2 separate regions of the Homo sapiens genome follow, and region 1 is linked to region 2. A link is a loop called in an ENCODE intact Hi-C map of the cell type or tissue named here. Cell type or tissue: ascending aorta. All regions are shown on one strand.

What was found. Peaks named below come from ENCODE experiments on the same cell type or tissue, not always from the same donor. Only the 100,000 strongest peaks of a DNase experiment are listed, where the experiment ranks them.
Region 1: a loop joins it to region 2, with 2.7 times the contacts of the local background. A loop is called at or near these places in 6 of 110 quality-filtered maps.

Annotation. Positions count from the first base shown.
Region 1 is chr2:33,361,886-33,369,885 of GRCh38, forward strand. LTBP1 (latent transforming growth factor beta binding protein 1) reads left to right here. Exons shown (of 34, transcript NM_206943.4): 29 at 1,505-1,633; 30 at 2,331-2,471; 31 at 3,448-3,618. Among named protein-coding and RNA genes, the nearest start is that of MIR4430, 53 kb to the right of the region's middle. In ascending aorta, no CTCF peak of the experiment used is centred here; DNase peaks (open chromatin) are centred at 3,545 and 4,756; H3K27ac peaks cover 6,308 bases.
Region 2 is chr2:33,224,432-33,232,431 of GRCh38, forward strand. The region is part of intron 9 of LTBP1 (latent transforming growth factor beta binding protein 1); the gene reads left to right. Among named protein-coding and RNA genes, the nearest start is that of MIR4430, 190 kb to the right of the region's middle. In ascending aorta, no CTCF peak of the experiment used is centred here; a DNase peak (open chromatin) is centred at 3,640; H3K4me3 peaks cover 1,315 bases; H3K27ac peaks cover 8,000 bases.

The DNA.
Region 1 (8,000 bases), 140 kb after region 2:
GATCATATAAATTTGACCACTGTTTGTCTTTATGGTCATCAACAAAGCTAAGGTTCTTGTATTTTTAGACTTTATCCTACTGTTGTGGGGCCTTTTACCAGTGTGCACAAGTTCATAATGAGAAATGGAAGAGAAGACAACCAAAGTAGACATGTTTTATGTATTTGATGCTACGGTTATATAATTCTAAAATAAATGTGCGGCCTTTTAATTTTGGTGAATATCCACATGTATGAATATTTCCTCATTAACCACTCACTTTTGACATTTTCATGATAGAGATATTACCTTTTATATACAAAGTGATTTTTTTTCCTTTATAGTTTAATACTGAGGACTGCTAAGTAGCTGGGAAACACACTGTAAAATCATTTTTATTGTCCATTTTTGGAAAACTAGTGTTTGAATAATATGGTATAATTCAGTAGCTGGATAAGAAATTCCATTTGTGTTCTTTTAAATACATCTATGATTTGGTCCAATTAAATAATGAGAAGATTTGGTTTATAATATGTGTTGAATGGTTTCCAAATTCACAAATATACATTACTATGTTTTTGCAGGGATGTAGTTAAATCTCACTTCATATTAAGGTACAGAGCTTTGATTTCACCATAAATTCATCTTCTCTTTTATATCAAAATAAATTCCTTGTCTTCCTATTTTAGCAGTGCTGTAAATGGTTGGAAGAAGATTGGATTCAGATCCAACCAGCCATATGTTCTAGGCTTGACTTTGCCATTTTCCATCTGTGTTAACTTTAAGCAAGTCATCTATGGAGTCTTCAGGTTGTAAAATGAGGACTAGATGACCTTAGCTCTAAAATGCTAGAACTAATGCTAATAATAGCAGTAAAAGCAATAGATAACACTTTTGAGTATCTGCTTATGCCAGAGCATATACCGAGTCCTATCCATGGATTATCTCATTTCATCCTTCCTCTCTTATTAGGTAGATGTTCCTATTGTCTCCAATTTATCATTGAGTAAACTGAGATAGCAAAAGCTATTAATTCTGTGGGGGAATGGGTCTGCTAACCCCCTCAGCAACTTGTGCTTTCTTTTATCCTCAAGAAAGACTTGCATTCAAGTTCCACCAAACTTTATTGGAAACTTTCTACATCTCAACTAGTGAATGGGCCAGAATATACATTACAGAACACATTTCTTAAAAGGTATATATCCTTTTGTTGATGCCACTATGGAACCATAGACCATTTCATCAAATATGAGGTAGCATCTCAGAAACCATATTTACAAATACACTTCTCCTATAATGTTTTGGGCATTGCTTCTCAAATATCACAGACAAACTACATCTGTTTATGTTTTTATGCCTGCCAATTAGGCCTTATTTTAAGAAGGTTATATTGCTGTTTGTGTAGGATTCTTTGGAATGTAAATATTATAATATCTAACTTAAAGCCCCAAATCTGGTTAGACTCTTTTTAATTGAAAGATCAAACCTAACTCCTTTTTGTATTTCTCAATTTTTTTCCCCGTAGATGCAGATGAATGCCTACTTTTTGGACAAGAAATCTGCAAAAATGGTTTCTGTTTGAACACTCGGCCTGGGTATGAATGCTACTGTAAGCAAGGGACGTACTATGATCCTGTGAAACTGCAGTGCTTTGGTAAGCTTTAGGGGGATATAGTATGGTGTACTGTGAAAATATACAGATGGAAAAAATAACTATGCTATGTAGTAAAAACAATTTCCTTGAATCTAAATCATGTGTTGAAAAGATGTGTAAACGTTTTAGGGATCTTTTTCTTAAGCACAATTGAAGAAAATAAAAAGAAAAAACCACCTCCATACTACTGTTTGAATGTATTTCAAACAAAGAGTTAATATTCACTGTGGAATTATGATTCAGGCCACTGGTATAACTGAAGTGTTCTTTTGGTCTGTGGAACATCCTGTTTCATCACTCATACCGTGCAAGTGACAGCCATTTTAAATACTGACCCAGACTTTAATGCTTAAGCAGAAAACCATATACACTAGGCAGAAAAACATAGCAAAAGGAAATAATTTTAAAAGTTATCATAAAGAGCCATTTAATCTTAAATTTCTAAGCATATCCTGTTCATGGATGTTTTCTTTCCTTATTTAATGTCAGCAGCAGCAGCAGCAATGTTGTTTTTCAGTCAGAGCAGCTTACATTTTTATAGACAGAGCCACTCTCTTTTGGATGATAATGTGTGGTTAATTAAAATTTGGCAGCACCTGGAATCTGGACTAAATATAGCAATGTGTAAAGTTTGGGAAGTGTATGAGGTACAACTGATGGCTGATTTTCTTTAGTAATACTTTTTTTTGCTCTTAAGATATGGATGAATGTCAAGACCCCAGTAGTTGTATTGATGGCCAGTGTGTTAATACAGAGGGCTCTTACAACTGCTTCTGTACTCACCCCATGGTCCTGGATGCGTCAGAAAAAAGATGTATACGACCGGCTGAGTCAAACGGTATGTTTCCAGGAGATGCAAACCTGTGTCCAAATAACTATCATAAGATTTTCCTTTTAACTAAAATGTGAACTATTGGAAAATAGAAAAATGGATTCCTTGGGTATTTTGAAATAACTAAAATGAGATACAATGAGATACTTACAGAAATAGTAATAAGATGCATATCATCAGTATGTAGGAGATTTAATAGCCTGGACATACTCATTAAGTATGGACTATGGAGTGGCTGAGCAGATGGCAGGGTTGTTCCATGGCTTAGGGTTCATCATCCCTAACCTGCAGAGGCAGCTGAGGGAAATGTAATTCAGGGAAAGATAATTAGGTGCACTCAGCAGAGTGGAGGATGTGGATAAGGCTCAGCAGAACAGAGGGTGGAGTTCAACAGGGTGGTGGAGAGCCCCGAAGTCCACTGACAAACTCCTGTCCTCCCTGATGCTACTGATAATTGGCAAAAAGCCGCTGATAATTGGCATAATCTGTCATTCGCCTCAGGAGACTGCTTTGGATGAAGTCAATTGAAAGGTAGGAATTAAAGACTCTAGGATGAAGGGTCACTAGTCCAGGGCTTTGGCAGATTAAATGGATAAGAAGGCATGAATCCAATAGCTGTTACATGGAAAGAAATGGTAGGGTTTGACAGGAGTAAATGAAAAAGTGAAGATTAGGAGAGTGAGAAGCCTGATGGCTTATGAAGGACAAGCAAGATAGTGGGCATTTTATATAAAAGTAGGAAGCTATAGAGAACTATTGTGTCGGGACCGGATGGGCAGCTGGAATTTCAACTGATGGAATGACACCCAGTTGGAGATGACAGAGAATTGATCCATTGAAAGACCAGACTGGATTCAGACTTTTACTTGGAAGTCACTCTTAGAAATAGAGATGGAAACTTTGAGACTTGCTGGCTTCCAACACAGTGTTTATAAATAGGAATAACTGTGCGATTTTCATGGAACTATGTCTTCCCTTTCAGAACAAATAGAAGAAACTGATGTCTACCAAGATTTGTGCTGGGAACATCTGAGTGATGAATACGTGTGTAGCCGGCCTCTTGTGGGCAAGCAGACAACGTACACTGAGTGCTGCTGTCTGTATGGAGAGGCCTGGGGCATGCAGTGTGCCCTCTGCCCCCTGAAGGATTCAGGTGAGCCCATATCCAATTCCTTCTGCAGGAGGCCTTTGGGGACAAGTTCATCTCACCTCCTTTGTAGCCTGACATTTCTCTTCTGTATCTTTGCCTTCACTCCTGATATCTTACTTTCATCCCGTGTGTGTGTGTGTGTGTGTGTGTAGGGCAGAACTGCATAAACATTTGGCTCCTGGTTTACCTCTACTCCCGACCCTGTCGTTAATTTTTGAAACTCTCATTCCATTACCCCAATGAATGATAAATGACCCAAAAAAACATAACTTAGCAATCAGTGGCATAGGCTTAGAATTTATATTTCCTGGCAGTTCATTTTTTACTACAATTCTTCTCATTCCTAACAGTTTCTACTTAGACCAAAATGTGTATTAGAGACGGTAGAAAATCATTCTAGGTCAAAGTCCAAATTTTCATGTCAATCTCTGTATGTGGAGATATAAGAAACGGGTTACAACAAAAAGGGAAAAGTACAGAAAGTAATTGAAGAAGTATTTCAACAAATCTCCTTTCCTTTCAAGTTCTAGATCTATCTGGGTTTAAACCTTTGGTCAAATGGAAAAGATGAGACAGGCTAAGCTCCCAGTTTCATCCCCTCTCCCAGTTTGGAGGAGGCCTGGAAGGTGCTGGCTTTGTGCTTCCTGGCTAGGCTGTTTGGTGACCGTTGAGTTGTGCACTGATTGCTAATTTCCCTTTTTTACCATCATAGCACCTTCTCATTAAAGGAAAGCACTCGAAAGTGTCCAGTATATCCTTTTGTAAAGTTGACTTGTTAAAGCTAGAAAGATCATGTGCAAGTAGAAAGCAAAGGAGTTTATTATGAATATATTCTCAGAATGGTCGAGAGGGGAAAAATTGCTTGAAAAGAGGAAATGCATTAATTTTTAGTTAATTCAATTAGAATATTTCTTTCAAGCTCTTTAGAAAATTAGCTTTGCAGCTTAGAAATAACTTAAAACCAACGTAGCATGAAAGAGAAAATAATTGGGAATTCCCGTAAGAAGAAAATGAATAGCCAAGGATAAAGAGCAAATACACAAAGCACTAGATGGCAATGATAGCAGCCCAGAATTGGAAAGAGGGCAGGTCTGGGGCCAGTTGGCACTGAGTCTGGAATCCAGCACTGCCATAGCAGCTGCATGACAAGGGGAAAATAACTTCACCCTGTACAGCTCATTTGTAAAACGGAGGCGTCTACATCTGTCCTGTTGGGTTGTTGCAAGGGCTGGGAGGATGTAGGTAGAGCAGGGGGTAATTACTAGCTTTACTGGTTGTTTCGGGCCCTGGAAGCAGATGCCACGGGGAGATAAAAGTGAAATCACTAAGTTAATGTGAGTTCAGTGAGGCTTTTGAGTCATTTTCTCACAATGCTATACTACCTCAAATCTTTTTTATTTATGCAGTGGTTTTATATTGTCTAATTTTTTTCCAAAAATCACATGTATTCCTCCTAAAGTATTAAAATAATCAAAGAGGTTATATTCCCCTCCACCTACCCCATCACAGTTGAACTCTGCTCCTTAAAGACACTCACTTTTGACAGTTGGGTTTTTATCATCCTAGCATTTTCTTATATATTAATTATCATTATATATTGATATTAGTTATTGCTGTATATTAATATATTTATATCCAACAGAGTATTTATAACTGAAGTCTATGTCATCAATCTAAGCTACACTTTGCTTGTTATTTTGCACTTCAGCATCCCTGAGATTGGGGTCATCTGATAATTATGACATATAACAATGTCCACGGGTTATTTTTCCCAATTTTTAACATCTGTTATATCAAGATACATTTTACAATCTAGGATCTCTTAAAATAGATGAAAGTTAGAACTTAAAATTTTTTTATATTGATATATTTAGGGGTGCAAGTGTAGATTTCTTACCTGCAAGTATTCCATAGTGGTAAATAAAGTCTGTGTTTTTTGTGTACCCTTAACAATAGCGAACACTGTGCCCAATAGGTAATTTTTCAACCCTTACCCCACTTCCAGACTCCCACATTTTGGAGTCTCCAGTGTGTATTACTCCATTCCATATGTCCATGTGTACCCATTGTTTAGCTACCATTTATAAGTGAGAACGTTCAGTATTTGACTTTCTGCTTCTGAGTAATTTCAATTAGGATAGTGACCTCCAGTTCCGCCCATGTTGCTGTAAAACACACGATTTTATTCTTGGTTACGGCTTAGTGGTATTACATGGATAAAGAAATTTTCTTACTGAGGCATTCCTACAGGTGCATATGTGGAGGTTCATTGCAGCATTGTTTATAAAAGGAAAATCAGGACTGGGGCAAGATGGGGCAGGGAAAGGTTAGGGGAGGAAGAAAAACAAATGCCCAGCACAAGAGATGGCTAAATAAATCATGTACATCTATAAAACAGATTCCATGCAGCTGTTTAAAAATTACCATCTTTTGGCCGTGCGCGGTGGCTCATGCCTGTAATCACAGCACTTTGGGAGGCCGAGGCGGGCGGATCATGAGGTCAGGAAAGATCAAGACCATACTGGCTAACACAGTGAAACCCTGTCTCTACTAAAAAATAGCCGGGCCTGGTGGCGCATGCCTGTAATCTCAGCTACTCAGGAGGCTGAGGCAGGAGAATAGCTTGAACCTGGGAGGTGGAGGTTGCAGTGAGCCGAGATCGCGCCACTGCACTCCAGCCTGGGCGACAGAGCGAGACTCTGTCTCAAAAAAAAAAAGAAGTTACATCATTTGAATTTAAATTAGTACAGCCTTTATGGAAAACAGTATGGAGATTTCTCAAAGAACTAAAAATAGAACTACCCGGCGATCCCACTAACTGGGTACCTACCCAAAGGGAATGTCTTTATCCATTCCTCCATTGGTGGATACTTAGGTTGATTCTATCTCTTTGCTGTTGTGAGTAGTGCTACAGTAAACACACAAATGCAGGTATCTTTTGGATATAATGACTTCATTCCCTTTGGGTAGGTACCCATAAACAATGCTGCAATGAACCTCCATGTATGCGTCTGCAGGAATGGCTTAGTAAGAAAATTTTGACAAATAAAAATACCAGGCTAAGTGTGTACACTTTAAATTTATGATATTATTCTGGCTGGCACCATGGCTTACGCCTGTAGTCCCAGCATGTTGGGAGGCCGAGGTGGGTGGATTGCCTGAGCTCGGGAGTTTGAGACCAGCCTGGGCAACGTGGTGAAACCCCATCTCTACAAAACATACAAAAATTAGCTGAGCGTGGTGGTACACACCTGTAGTCCTAGCTACTTGGGAGGTTGAGGTGGGAGGATGGCTTCAGCCCGGGAGGCAGAGGTTGCAGTGGGCCAAGATCGCACCACTGCACTCCATCCTGGGCAGCAGAGCCAGACCCTGTCTCAAATAGATAAATAAAATTATACCCCCAAAATACTGTAAAAATTTACACTCAATTTAATTGACTAGGTTTAAAAACCTTCAAGTATTTTGTTATGAGAAATGAATTTTTGAATAATGTAGCAATATTCTAAAAATGAATTTTATTTTAAATATTTATTCTAAAAATATGGATTTCAGAATATTGCATAAATTGTTTTCAACTAAAGTTTTCAAAAAACATTTTAAAAAGTAGATTAGAACAAATACATATGAAGTACATATTATATAATATTTTTGGAAAAATACAGAATATCAGGGGAAAAAAGATAACACATGCCAAATTTAAAAAAAAAAGATTAGCTTCATTGCTATACTGTTTCTAGTTTGTATATCCACAGTTATTATGATAAAATGTCCAAGAAGAATCTCTAGTGTACATGGTCAGCCAAACCAAAATCAGTGCTTTCCAATCCGTTACTTTTTAAAAAACAATGGTAGTTTTTTTGTTAACTGTATTGTAATTTTAACCTCCAGCATACACATTCATTGACATTAAAGATGCTGGGTGGGCTGGTTGGCGAGAACAACTACTTAGGCTCTTGAGGCCCCTGTGAAGGACCCCAGGGTTCCAGGAAACGCATGTTGAAAACTGCTTTCGAAATATATCTGTTGGAGTATATAGGAATTAGGGAGGTAGCCCCAAAGGAACTTTTTTTATTTTTTGACAGAGTCTCGCTCTGTCACCCAGGCTGAAGTGCAGTGGCGGGATCTCAGCTCAGCGCAACCTCCACCTCCCAGGTTCAAGAGATTCTCCCACCTATTACAGGCGCGCACCACCACACACACAAAAATAATTTTTTGTATTTGGTAGACACAGGGGAACTTTTCTTTTATACTACCAAAATTACGGACCTAGAACTAGGCTTATGGATCATCTATTCTGAATCCAGAGAGAAGTACACAGTGAAATTAAACTTTTCCACAGGTCCTATGATTAGTTGGCATTCCCTTCATTGGCACCTAATCATGTA
Region 2 (8,000 bases):
TTATTTGTTTGCCATTTTTTACCATTCATAGATATTTGAAGACAGAAGGCTTACTCTCTCTTAGATAGTTTTATGGTGTTATTTCTTCCTTACGTATTTAGCGTAATTCACAGGAGAAGACATTTGGTCCTGAAGTTTTCTTTTAGAAAGTGTTTCGGTTATGGAGCAAATTAATAGCTATACTATTATTCAGATTTCCCATTACTACTTTGTGTCAGTTTTAATAATCTGTATTACCTTAGAAAGTGTCATTTTATCCAAAATGTCAAATGTATTAATATGAAATGTTTTCCTAATATCCTCTTTTCTTTTTAATTTATATAGCAACCCCCATCCCTTTTAGTTATATTGCTACCTGTGCTATATTTGTTTTTCTTGAATTAGGCTTGCCAGTGGTTTATCAATGTTACCAATTTTTCCCCCAAAGAATCAGTTATTTGTTTTGTTGAAAACATTTGTCTATTTCACTAATTTCTGATCTTTGTTTTCTTTTCCTCTACCTTTTTGTTCAATTGCTACTATTTCTAATTTCTTTAGATGCATACTTAGGTCATTGATGTCAGCCTTTCTTCTTTTTCTGAAATGTAAATAAAAGGCTGTAAATTTCTATCAGTCTAGATTCTGACTTTAACTGTGTCCCTTAATTTTGTGTCATTTTCTTATCTTTAAGTTCAAGTTTTAAAAAAATTTCCTTTTATTTTTTATCAGCATATAATAATTGTACATATTTATGGGGTATGTAGTGATGTTTTGATACTTAAAATGTATAGTGATCAGATCAAGGTATTTAGCAAATCTATCATCTTGAACATTTATAATTGGAACATTCAGTGTATCTTCCTTCTACCTATTTGAAACTATATAACTACAAAACACTAGAACTTATTCTTCCTATTTAACTGTTGTATTAGTCCGTTTTCACACTGCTGAAAAAGACATACCCGAGACTGGGCATTTTACAAAAGAAAGAGATTTAACTGGACTTACAGTTCCACATGGCTGGGGAAGCCTCACAATCATGGTGGAAGCCAAGGAGGATCAAGTCACATCTTACATGGATGGCAGCAGGCAAAAGAGAACTTGTGCAGGGGAACACCTATATTTAAAACCATCAGATCTTGTGAAACTTACTCACTACCACAAGAACAGCAAGGGAAAGACTTGTCCCCATGATTCATTACCTCCTACCAGGTCCCTCCCACGACATGTGGGAATTCAAGATGAGATTTGGGTGGGGATACAGCCAAATGATATCAGCTGTCATTTTGTATCTTTTAACAAATCTATCTTTAACTTTACCTCCCCTCTACCCTTCCCAGCCTCTAGTTATCTTCTGTTCTACTTTTTACTTCAGTGAGATCAACTTTTTTTTGCTTCCACTTATGAGTGAGAGTATGTGGTGTTTAACTTTCTGTTCCTGGCTGATTTCACTTAACATAATGTCCTCCAACTCCATCCATGTTACACAAATGACAGGATTTCATTCATTTTTATGACTGATTAGTATTCTGTTTTGTATATACACCACATTTTCTGTATCCATTCATGTATTTTTGGACACCTAGGTTGATTCCATATCTTGGCTATTATGACTGGTGCTGCAATAATAAGTTCAATTTTTAAAAATTATTCTGATTTTGTTATTGACCCATGGATTATTTAGAAATATATTGCTTAATATGCAAATACTTGTGAAATTTTTCTTGTTCTATCAGTTGTTGAGAGAGGTGTTAAAATTGCCTGCTACGATTATGGAATGGATTTTTTTCTTTCACCTCTGGCAAATTTCAGTCTGTGTTTTTTTACCTTTACAATGGGTGTCTTATAGACAACATGTAGTTGAGTCTTGCTTCTTTTCTACATTCTGATATCTCTGCCTCTTAATAGGGGTGTTTATTGCAGTATAATCTAAAGTAATTGATCCTGGCATACCCCAAAGTTGGGGCCTAGCCTGAGAGGGTTTTTGGCTCTGCTCAGGAAAGAATTCAAGGCTGAGCCAGCAGTGAAAGAAAGCAAGTTTATTAGAGTAGCAGGTACAGCAGAATGGCTGCTCCATAGGCAGATCAGGGCTATCCCAGAGGTGGGGTGGCCCAGCATAGTAGCAGCAGCGTACAGCAACAGTAGCCATCCGGAGCAGCAGTCCCTGTAAATTGCTGGCTAGCTATATTTAATACTCACTCTTAATAATATGCTAATTAAGGGGCAGGTTATTTCGAATTTTCTAGAAAATAAGTGGGGAGTTCTTGGAACCACGTAAGATAACTTCTGGGTCACTGTCGTGGCATTTGTGAACTGTCATAGTGCTGGTAGGAGTGTCTTTATGCTAATGAGCAGTGAGGGTGACTAGAGGTTGCCTTCATGGCCCTCAGTTGGTTCTGGCCATTTTTTCTGCTACAGCCTATTTTGATTAGCAGGGTCATGATTAGTGCTCAGAAAATAAGTCCTGCTGATCTCCTACCTCATAATTATTGATGTGGTTAGATTTAGGTCTATCTAAACATCTTTGTCTGATCAGGAATTTTTTTGTTCTTTTCTTTCCCTTTTCTTAGAATTCCATTTTATCTATTGGCTTTTTACCAATATGTTTTTGCATCATTTTACCTTTTTTTTTTGTCTTTTTTTTGAGACGGAGTCTTGTTTGTTGCCCAGACTGGAGTGCAGTGGCATGATCTCAGCTCACTGCAACCTCCGCTTCCTGGGTTCAGGTGATTCTCCTGCTTCAGCCTCCTGAGTAGCTGAGTAGCACCAACACACCTGACTAATTTTTGTGTTTTTAGTAGAGATGGGGTTTCACCATGTTGGCCAGGCTGGTCTCGAATTCCTGGCCTCAAGCAAATCACCCGTCTCCACCTCCAGAAGTGCTGGGATCACAGGTGTGAGCCACTGTGCCTGGCCTTTTTGTATTATTTTAAAGGGATTACTCTAGGAATTATAATGTATGTAGTAACTGATAGACCGTTTGTATTATAATTCCTAGAGCAATCAGGAATTTGACAGTTTAAGTTTTCATAGCCTATTTAGAGTTAACATAGTACCTCTAAACAGAAAATATAGAAATCTTGCCTCCAAGTAGCTCCTCTTTTTGGCCTGAAAATCAATCCCCTACTTATGCCCCATGCCACACCCTTAGTGAAAACCACCATGACAGTCTCCCAGACAGTAGTAGGATTTCCTCTTACTCTGTGTTGGAATTATTTATTCACATTATATGTTGTTGTTCACCTCTTTCTTTTCCTGACAGGCTGATTTCTCAGACATCAAGGACCCAGTCTTACTCACTTTTGTGAACCCAGAGGCCCAATTTTTAAAAAATAGATTTGATGTGGATGAAGAAAGGGTTCATTTGTTATTGATGAGATAAGAAGCTCTTTTTTTTTTTTTTTTTTTTTTTTTTGACAGAGTCTCGCTCTGTCGCCAGGCTGGAGTGCAGTGGCATAATCTTGGCTCACTGCAGCCTCTGCCTCCCAGATTCAAGCAATTCTCCTGCCTCAGCCTCCTGAGTAGCTGGGACTATAGGCGCGCACCACCATGCCTGGCTACTTTTTTTATATTTTCAGTAGAGACGGGGTTTCACTGTGTTGGCCAGGAATGTCTTGATCTCCTGACCTCGTGATCCGCCCGCCTCGGCCTCCCAAAGTGCTGGGATTACAGGCATGAGCCACCACGCCCGGCCAAGAAGCTCTTATTATAGCTTTATTTTATTTGGTCCAGTACCAATGACTTACAAATAAAACCAACATATTTGTAGTGATTCATGATAAACTATGTTTGTAAGCCCAGAAGTCATAAACTTATAAAGAGGGAAATAAATAATGAATTAATTTGATTTTAATAACTAAATTTACTGTGTGCCAGATGCTTTGTTTAATAAGCACTTTATATCAGTTATCTCCATTAGCCTTTAAGTTTTCTATTTAAAGTAGGCACTATTATACCCCATTTTACAGGAGAAATTGAGACCTAGAGAGGCTAAGTCATTTGTGCAGCATATTGCTAATAAGTGCTACATGCAGGAATTAAACCAAGGTAGAATGAGGCCAGAACTTATGCTATCAACCGTCTTGTTCTGCTTTAGGGAAAGGGAACTAACCTTTATTGATCATTTACTATGGGTTAGTCCATATGCTATGTACTTGGTTTAATCTTCAAAACAATCCTATGAGATTTGGGCATTATTATTCTCAATTAGACATTGAGACACAGAGAAAGTAAATAACTTTCCCAGGGTCACAAAGATAGTTAATAAGCCCAACCAGGGTTATACCCTTTTTTTTTTTTTTTTTTTTTGAGATGGAGTCTTACTCTGTCGCCAGGCTGGAGTGCAGTGGTGCAATCTCGGCTCACTGCAATCTCCGCCTCCTGGGTTCAAGCGATTCCCCTGCCTCGGCCTCCCAAGTAGCTGGGACTACAAGCACACGCCACCACACCCGGCTAATTTTTTGTATTTTTAGTAGAGACAGGGTTTCACCATGTTTGCCAGGATGGTTTTGATCTCCCAACCTTCTGATTCACCCACCTCAGCCTCTGAAAGTGCTGGGATTACGGGTGTGAGCCACTGTACCCGGCCCTAACCAGGGTTATACTCTCATACCACCTATGGCCACCTTTACCAATTATATATTTGTTTATATTTTGTAAAATATCACTAATGCAGATACTAGCTAATTAGAAGTTATGCCATCTGTTGTGAGAGCTAATAGAAGTCAAAGCAATTAATATTAATTTTGTTTTATTTCATTAAAAAGTGATGGTTATCAGCCAGATGTAATGGCTCATGCCTGTATTCCCAGCACTTTGGGAGGCTGAGGCAGAAGGATTGCTTGAGGCTAGGAGTTTAAAACCAGCCTGGGCAACAAAGCAAGACCCTGTCTCTACAAAAAAAATAAAATAAAAATTTGCTGGGTGTGGTGGTGCATGCCTGTAATCCCAGCTACTGAGAAGCTGAGGCAGAAGGGTTGCTTGAGTCCGGGAGTTCGAGGCTGCAGTGAGCTATGATCGTGCCACTGCACTGAAGCCTGGGCAACAAAGTGAGACCCTGTCTCTAAAAAGAAAGAAGGAAGGGAGGAAGGAAGGAGAGACGGAGGGAGAGAAAGTTGTACAATACATTTCTTTTACTGGCTGATTAATGTTTTGAATAATTTATATTAATAAAAATACCACTTTAGAAGTGATAGAAGTGCAAATTTGCAAGTAATCACTTGCTATCTATTTTGTATGTTAGAATGGAGACTTATTCAAGTAATTGCATGAGTTTTTTTGCATTTTCCTCTGTCGGTACGGCTGACTGACCCTTAGCAAACTTTGTTCATACTGAGCATATTAGATGGTTCTGCCTTAGTCAATTCGCTGATGGTCTACTGGTAACACCAAATCCTGGCTTAGGTCTCTGGAGGATATTTGTAAAGCAGTGTTATACTTTTTGGCAATGATTCTAAAGTGAAGTAACACACAAAATTCTATTTCATGGGTCCTCAAGGAGGCACTGCTAAATTACATTACAAAGGCATTTGACTCATAATATGATTTCATTCAGTAAATCTATTGAAATTACTATTGAGAGAAGGGCTTAATTTCACTCCCTTTGTGATATTGATGGTCAGTAAAATGAAATCGAACTTGCTCACATTACATATGTACATTCAGTTTTCCTAGAACCTTGAAGCTTTTTGATTTTGTTTTCCTAAAGGTTTTCAAAAGGAGCCCATTTAGCATCTAATTGCTTGTGCCTTCCACATTGTTCTTACAGTCTAATGTCTTCTCAGTTTACAAAGCACTTTTAAAATTAAAGTGGTTAATAACTAGAATTACATTATTTCCTTCAACTAAGTGAACTAATGTCCTGAAACAACTTTTACTAATGTGCACTCAGTAACAAAGAACCAACTGTATACATGTTAATTTGAGGAGCTTTCAAATAATTGCCCTCAAAGTTGTTTTTTTTCCTCCTCTCTAGTGGTGCTGCAATTATCTTTTCAAAGGGATGATTTATTACATATACACACATGGAGCTCCAAAACAGCCTTGCTACTCTCAGCATTATGGAATTGTTATAATTTGCTTCATTTATCATAACAAACAATATAGTTATATGCTCTGATGGATCTAGAGCAGCATTTGTCATTTGATTATTATGCTATAAAGGTCTGATGTAGAACTAGAATTAAATGAAATAATACTAAGAGCTCCTACGTCCATGCTGCTTTTCTTTAATACTCAGTCCTTCCCTGAGTGGAAATACTGAGTACCCTCTTTTGTCCATATTTTGCCATAAGTGGGTTCTTAAAAAGTTAGATGTAAATCTAAGTTTCAAAAATAGAATTTGGTTCTGAAAGTACTTGGGGAATCAGTCTGTTGAGTGATTTTATTAAAAGCAAGTATCTCTTTTGACATACCAAAGTCACTTACCAGTTTCAGTTTACAAGGATAAAATCAACTTAGTATTATTTGCTACATTTTTGGCACGTACTGTGGGCAATACCACAGTACCTCAGTACGTGCTGAATGTAATTAAAAGACATCTACACTTTTATAATTCAGTGTATGTATATTCGTTTTTCATAGATCATCTCGAAGACTTTTTAAATGACTCAGTATTCCACAAACATTAATCGCTGGGGCACTCCTAGCTATAGACTGAAAGTATGTGTGATGAATGATGGGTAAGACATTGTTCCTGCCCTTAGAATTTAGTGTAATGAAATCACTTTGAATGAGCAGGATGCAATGTGCTTTATTTACTCTTCGAACTAGCTGAATTTTAGCTGGCTCCCTATGAGCCCGTTAAAGGAAATAGGAAAGAGCTAGCCACATAACTTTCTTTCAGCATCGTTTTATTATACTCGTTCTGCTTTAATAAAATAAATTTATGAAACCGATACATTGAGGCACAAGAATACTCATTACCAAAACTTTCAGCCTAGGCTCCTTTTAGATAAAAAGTTCCTCGGAGTGCATCTGAAATCACATTTTGTTTGGACAAAAGAAGAGATAATGTACCTGTTTTCAGGGGGCATATCTGTTATTAAATGAGACTCCACAGTCTTGATCAATATTCTGCATAAGGACTTTTTGGCTACAAAGCGCTTGTCTGGACTGTAGCTTGCATTTCAGACCTCTTCTTAATGATTACCAAAAAAATACTGAGTGTGAACTGCAGTACTGTGAGCAGGTAAAGGCAGATTGGTCTTTGAATGCTTTGAGAACCCTAGATAAATGAGCACTAGAAAGTGCAGGTGAGACCCCCAAGAAAGCCTGCCTGGCTGGAGAAAAGAATGTGTCTTGTAGCATAGTGCTGGATTAAAACAGACATGTAGAATGAGGTGAAATGATTGAGAATCTTAAGGCAAAGCTCTTATAATTAATCGAACCATTTGCATGCAATTAATTATGGGCTTTGTGATACGTGCTGGGAAAACACTTACTGGATTTGTTCTGCTTTTAACATAATGTTAAAGAAAAATATTGTTTATAACATTTGTTAAAGAACAGTAAGACAGATTTTATTCAGGTAACTGTTGTAACAGGTATAAGAACTACTGCAGTGGAGTTTTGGGGTAGGGGAGAGAGATTGGGCTCAACTCTGAAAATAAGGAAAAGTAAAAGTGTATCACCAAGGAGTGAGGGTGAGAGTGTGATATCAGTGGATGAAAAATTACTAAGAGGACACATGAGGGGTAAGGGGGGATTCTGGCTCAACCATCCTAGGAGGGTATTCTTGCTGAAGGCAGATCAGGGTGACCAGACATTACCTAGGGGTTGGTGGAAGATGAGGAACCCAATCAGATATCCAGCATGGGGGATTCTGGCTAAACTAACTTAAGAGGATATTAGCTAAAACTGGACAATGCAGAGACAAATACAGAAGCATACATGAAGTCAGAGCTAGTTGAGAAGAGGGTTCAGAGGAGCCTGACTAGAGTTTGATCAAGGAGAGCATCTTTGTCGATGGAACACTGAAAGGCCATTATGGCAACCTCTTGGATATTTGAAAGAAAATGGAT